2 separate regions of the Homo sapiens genome follow, and region 2 is linked to region 1. Evidence: chromatin contacts called from ENCODE Hi-C or POLR2A ChIA-PET data. All regions are on one chromosome and are shown on one strand. The core of a region is the stretch at or near the end of the contact, and the rest is flanking DNA. Distances in the headings are between cores, read along the strand shown. Region 1 holds the start of RFPL3S (RFPL3 antisense). Region 2 holds the start of BPIFC (BPI fold containing family C).

What was found. A loop is a pair of places that touch in the nucleus more often than their neighbours do. ChIA-PET counts read pairs that join two places held with the same protein, here RNA polymerase II (POLR2A). Pooled maps may share reads with other maps.
Region 2: a map with no recorded cell type shows a loop between it and region 1 (2.0-fold over the local background). The contact joins the promoter of BPIFC here to the promoter of RFPL3S in region 1. A Hi-C loop is called at or near these places in 4 of 168 maps with a recorded cell type or tissue (A673, K562, endothelial cell of umbilical vein and 1 more), 3 of 37 single-sample maps with no recorded cell type and 9 of 50 pooled maps. POLR2A ChIA-PET finds 5 or more read pairs at or near these places in 1 of 52 experiments (activated CD4-positive, alpha-beta T cell).

What each region holds. Positions count from the first base shown.
Region 1 is chr22:32,369,875-32,372,949 of GRCh38, reverse strand. RFPL3S (RFPL3 antisense) reads left to right here and starts at 1,686. Exons shown (of 5, transcript NR_104232.1): 1 at 1,686-1,752; 2 at 2,009-2,051.
Region 2 is chr22:32,462,812-32,465,721 of GRCh38, reverse strand. It overlaps BPIFC (BPI fold containing family C), which reads left to right and starts at 1,276. Exons shown (of 17, transcript NM_174932.3): 1 at 1,276-1,348.

The sequences.
Region 1 (3,075 bases), core at 437-2,936:
ATATAACTATAGTATCGTGTGTGTGTGTGTATAATTTGTGTATATACATATATTTGTTCAATCTGGAAGCCATTGAAATTTTCTGTTTATAACAACACAGAATGACCTATTCTTTCAGCACCTACCCCATTACACCCTCTGTTTTATAATCACTGGACAAAATATAGCATCATCTATATTAATGCAGATTGTATACATCATTTGTGACCTATTTATTTGTTCTAGAAATTTGTACTTAGCAATGATAGACATTTGTACTGTAATATTTATATCATGAAGGGTACCTATTCTCTTTGAAACATAGCAACTCTCTCATCTTAACCCTAAAATTTTCATTTGTTCTATTTATTTTAGGGCAGGTCACTTTCAACAGCTTGTTTTCTTGGGCATATCATAAAAGTATTTGCAATTGGGTGTTATGTATCAGCCAGAATACACACGTAGTTATACATTTTGAAAGTTATCTAAAATTCTGCATTCAGAAACACTTTAATTATATGTATTAGGCTGGGCATGGTGGTTCACGCCTCTAATCCCAATACTTTGGGAGGTCGAGGTGGGTGGATTGCTTGAATCCAAGAGTTGAAGACCAGCCTGGGCACCATGGAAAAACCCCATCTCTACAAAATATTAGCTGAGCATGGCGGCAAGAACCTGTAGTCCCAGCTACATGGGAGGCTGAGTTGGGAGGATCACCTGAGCCTGGGAGGTCAAGGCTGCAGTGAGCCATGATCAAGCCACTGCACTCCAGCCTGAGTGACAGAGTGAGACCCTGTCTCAAATAAAAAATTATATGTATTCACCCAAAGTGTTCACCCCACCGAGAAGATGCACTGGTGAAAATATAGTGATTTTTTTTTCCTTTAAATACTCAGTGAATGGCCAGCCGTTTACATACACAATGGTAGACAAATTCCTCTGTGAATTCACAAAGTTTGGGAGATAAATAAGTGCATAGTAATATATAGAGATAAGTGGAAAAATAAGTTTCATAATTATATTGTGAGAGAAATATGATTTTTATAATATCAAGTAACACTTTTTTCTAATTCTGAACAGTTTATTGCTTCTAGAAACATTAGATCACTCAGGAATGGTAGAAATATGACTTTTTAGGGAAATATGACTTTTAAAATGTGACTTTAAAAAATGTCACTTTTTAAGAAACATGACTTTTATAACAATATCCATTTATGCTGTCTTTAATTCTGAACAGTTTGCTTATTGGTTCTAGAAATATTAGATGACTCAGGAATGGTAGAAATATTTGGCAATGGAATTTCGAATCGAGAATGGAACTTCTGGTTGTTACTAACATATCGGTTTTGCCCCTGCTCAGTTTGAAATTCTTGCCATTGAGTGTATTTTGGGGTACACAATTTCTCCTCCTAAAACTTATTTTAATAAGCACAGAATAGTAATTAATGAGCTTGGGTTTTGTTGTTTTTTTTTTAAGTAAAACGCCTAATCTTTTATTTTATTTTATTTTATTTTATTTTTTTACGGAGTCTCGCTCTGTCGCCCAGGCTGGAGTGCAGTGGCGCTATGTCGGCTCACTGCAAGCTCCGCCTCCCGGGTTCACGCCATTCTCCTGCGTCAGCCTCCCGAGTAGCTGGGGGCTCCCGCCACCACGCCCGGCTAATTTTTTGTGTTTTTAGTACAGACGGGGTTTCACCATGTTAGCCAGGATGGTCTCTATCTCCTGACCTCGTGATCCACCCACCTCGGCCTCCCAAAGTGCTGGGATTACAGGTGTGAGCCACCACTCCCTGCCGTAAAAGGCCTAATCTTTAATGACCCTCCTGTGCGTGTGAAAGCACTCTTGTTGGTGCAGCAGAAAGCGGACCTCACAATACACATTGTGACTTTACCCTGAGACGTTGATGATGCTCCTATCACCATGGTTATGTGATTGGGTATATCTTGCCCTCGGTCCTAACTGCCACTGTCTGTGCTGAGTTTTTCAAAGTTCATAGCAGGTTGAACATGCTTGCTGTCATTTTCACAGATTCTGGTCTTTCTTATGGGGAACCTGAGTTCCTGCATTAAAGGTATGTTCACATTGGCCTGTTGAATGCTGTCCTCTCAAATGTACTAGTTAATATTTAAAAATATATTTTATTAAAAAATTCTCCTCTGTATTTTTCATATGCAGTTATAAATGTGTTTCCCGGTTATGTTTTATTCCTCAATTTATATATTTGATTCTAGTATCAAGCAGGATGCCTTTGAGCTTTTCCTTTATTTAAAAGACATGTCTTATTTCCTGTTACATCTGGCACCCCTCAAACCACCCAATTAGGTATCCTTCTGGGAAAAATATGGCAAAGTATGTTTTAATGCAGTTTTTACCTAATTAAGAACCTATTAAAATCATTAATTTTAAAAATTAGGAGCAAAGCTAGAATGATGCAGATGTCTTTGAGGCTTTTAACACAACGAAGTGTGTCCATCTTTGTCTTTTGTTGTTGTTTTTTTGTTTGTTTGTTTGTTTTTGAGATGGAGTCTCACTCTGTCGCCCAGGCTGGAGTGCAACGGTGCGATCTCGGCTCACTACAACCTCCGCCTCCCGGGTTCAAATGATTCTCTCGCCTCAGCCTCCCGAATAGCTGGGATTTCAGGCACCCACCATCATGCCCGGCTAATTTTTGTATTTTTGTAGAGACAAGGTTTTACCATGTTGGCCAGGCTGGTCTTGAACTCCTGACCTCAGGTGATCCACCTGCCTCGGCCTCCCAAAGTGGTGGTGTTACAGGCGTGAGCCACCACACCAGGCCCTGGCCTGTTTTTAGTATGTCTTTCCTCTCTCCTTTTTCATGAAATGTGTATTCAGTTTAGTAAATTTGGAATATGTCATTTATATTCACATATTAACTTTTTGAAAAGAAGTAAGAATGTGTATTGTCTATGTGTCAGTGTGTGAAACAAAACACACTTATTTTTATGATTGGGGTTTATCCAAAATGATAGAGATAACAATTATAGTCAATCACCCAAACCACTTACCTTTCCAAAGGTAAATATAATCAAGTGTAATCATTTTTTCTCATCCAGAGAGTAGTTCATATTTCAACA
Region 2 (2,910 bases), core at 27-2,526, 93 kb before region 1:
TTGAGGTCAAGAGTTCAAGACCAGCCTGGCCAACATGGTGAAACCCCATCACTACTAAAAATACAAAAATTAGCCAAGTTTGGTGGTGCACACCTGTAATTCCAGCTACTCAGAGGGCTAAGGCACAAGAATCGCTTAAACCCTGGAGGCAGAGGTTGTAGTGAGCCAAGATCATGCCACTGCACTCCAGCCTGGGTGACAGTGAGACTGTCTCAAAAAAAAAAAAACCAAAAAACAAAAAAAAAAACTTCATACAATCAAATCCCTGGCCATCTAAAATACATTAATGGCCGGGTATGATGGCTCACATCTGTAATCCCAGCACTTATGAAGCCAACACGGGTGGATCAATCACATGAGGTCAGGAGTTCGAGACCAGCCTGGCCAATGCAGCGAAACCCTGTCTGTACTAAAAATACAAAAAATTAGCTGGGCGTGGTAGCGCACTCCTGTAATCCCAGCTACTAGGGAGGCTGAGGCAGGAGAATTGTTTGAACCCAGGGGGCGGAGGTTGCAGTGAGCCAAGATCGCTCCACTGCACTCCAGCCTGGGTGACAGAGTGAGACTCCATCTCAAAAAATAAATAAATAAAAATAAAAATAGATAAAACACATTAACTAAAATGAATTTATTGGAGATGAGAGTAGGGCTGGAGTTTGGAATCTGAAAATGTTAAGTTGCATAATAGTTGATGAACCCACCCACCCAACTTAGGTTTAAGGAATGCTGGAACAGTAAGTCATTAATAACATTCTGAAAAGGAGCGGACGGACACTGAGAGATGCCAACTGAGGTCCTACCCTGAGTGATAAGGTAACTAGGTCAGCCCGATTGTCAAGCCTCATGCTTTCAGACTGAATCTGATGATCCACCACAAGTCCCAAAGGTATTCTGGGCAGTAGTAGAGCCATCCACCGCAGGCACCCTGACCAGAAGGAACCAGCTTATGATTCCAGACAGGAAAATTCTTCCTCTTCCAATGCAGTTTAACACCGTTTTCAATCATTTTGGTAAAGTAGCCATCACAATTTCACAAGTGGTGTGTGTGTGTGTGTGTGTGTGTGTGTGTGTGTGTTTTGCAGGAAGATAATTATTGCATAGGTGGCACTGTCTGTTTATCTAGGTAGATACTGTAGTGCTCATTCATGCCATTGGGTAATTGTAGTGAAGCAATTATGTATCACATTTTGAAAGAGGCATTAAAAAAATTCACCACTGAGATGAGTCAGACTTAATTATCTTGGCTTTTTAGCAGCTGAGTTTAAGGCGCAAGGTGGAGAACACATCAGCTTCAAAGGCAGAGAGAATCGAAGGTGCTCTCCAGCTTTGGACACTTCCTCTGCTTGAGGTAAGACTCATGAACAAACTTCAGGTCTCTGCCAGCCATGATCTCCAAACTGGAGATGTCCCAGATTTGGTAGGACACTTTGAACAGGCAGCTGTCATATATCCTGGGTTATTATTATTGTCTGCCTAGATTTTTCTGTATCTTTGTTTGTTTGTTTGTGTGATGTCACATATGCGCACCTGGAGGCTTCTTAGGCAAAAGCTTTAGTGACAGCTAAACAGCCATAAGAGAGAAAAGAGTTGGTTTAAACCACCTACTTAGTTTTGCATCATGGAACAATGTTAAGAGGGTTGCTCAGTGATCTGGACTTATTTTTGCCTCCATTTCAGAGGGGAACCCAGCACAGTGGCAGAAAATTCTATCTTGTCTCTCAAAATCAGCATGGTTAGGACTAAGGAGTTGTTATAATCTCTGTGCTTTCAAGGCAGGTCTTAAAGCACATCAGTGACCTAGATCCTGCCAGAGCAAAACTAGCCACCCACTTGCCTGGACTGTTGAACTTGTTGGTGTTAGGCATAGAGTTTTGGGGAAAAGACATGCTATGAATTCTCAAGGTCCTTGTCATTAGAGATGTTGCTATAAAACTAGATGTGAGGAGTGGATCCCTTGAAATATTCTGCCCACGTTCCATACCTGTCGATTTAGACTTCTTATGTACGGTCATTTTGTCTTAACCAATATGTCGGAATACCCTTCTAGTTTAGACTTCTTTAAACCTGTTGAACTTAATTTTTCAACCTGCGCCTCTGTTTTGAAGGCTACATTTTACTCATTCATTACTCCCTTAATCGGTTTTTCCAGAGTCAGTCAAAGCTCTTGCCAAGCAGCAGTAGTAGTAGGACCATCTGTGAGTTTCAGGTGTTTTCTAAATTGGACTGGCATTTTCTTAGCTGTCAGGATGACTCACACAAGGACCATTTAATTTAGGAGTATTATTCTGTCTGTGTATTTGTATGGAAAAATAATGACTACTGAGATTTTGAATCTTGGAAAGAAGCAATTCCCCAGAAGCAACAAAATAGATAACTTGCTGGTGGGGTTTTTAAGTGATCTTGGATCCTTTTAACAGGCAACTAGCCCTGCCTGCACTTGTCAGCCAAATTACTTAACCTTTTAGTAGTCATCACCTTGCTTGACAAGGTTCCTTTCCTCCCCTGCCCATAAGTTATCATCGTAACTGAACAATTCAATGAAAAGTTATGTACAATTCACCCCTTCATACCCCAGTAATTTCTTTCACTCATAAAATTTCTAGAGGAAAAATATGTTTTCCTGCCTGTAATTTTGGATTCCTGGATCTCCATCAAAGTGTACCACTTCAGAAACTTTTTTTAACCAAGAAGGGAAAACAGGTTTTACTGCTGGCAGGGAATTTAAAACTCCAGTTGTGTCCAAGAAAATAAGAAGGGATTTGCACTGTGATGCTTGAACGTTTCTAGATGCTTATTGAATTTTTCCACCTTGAAAATGGTGTTTGGTTTTCTGTGCACATGTACCCTAGAACTTAAAGTGTAATAAAAAAAATTGAGTAACTTTTAAACAACAACAACAAAAAGGAAAAT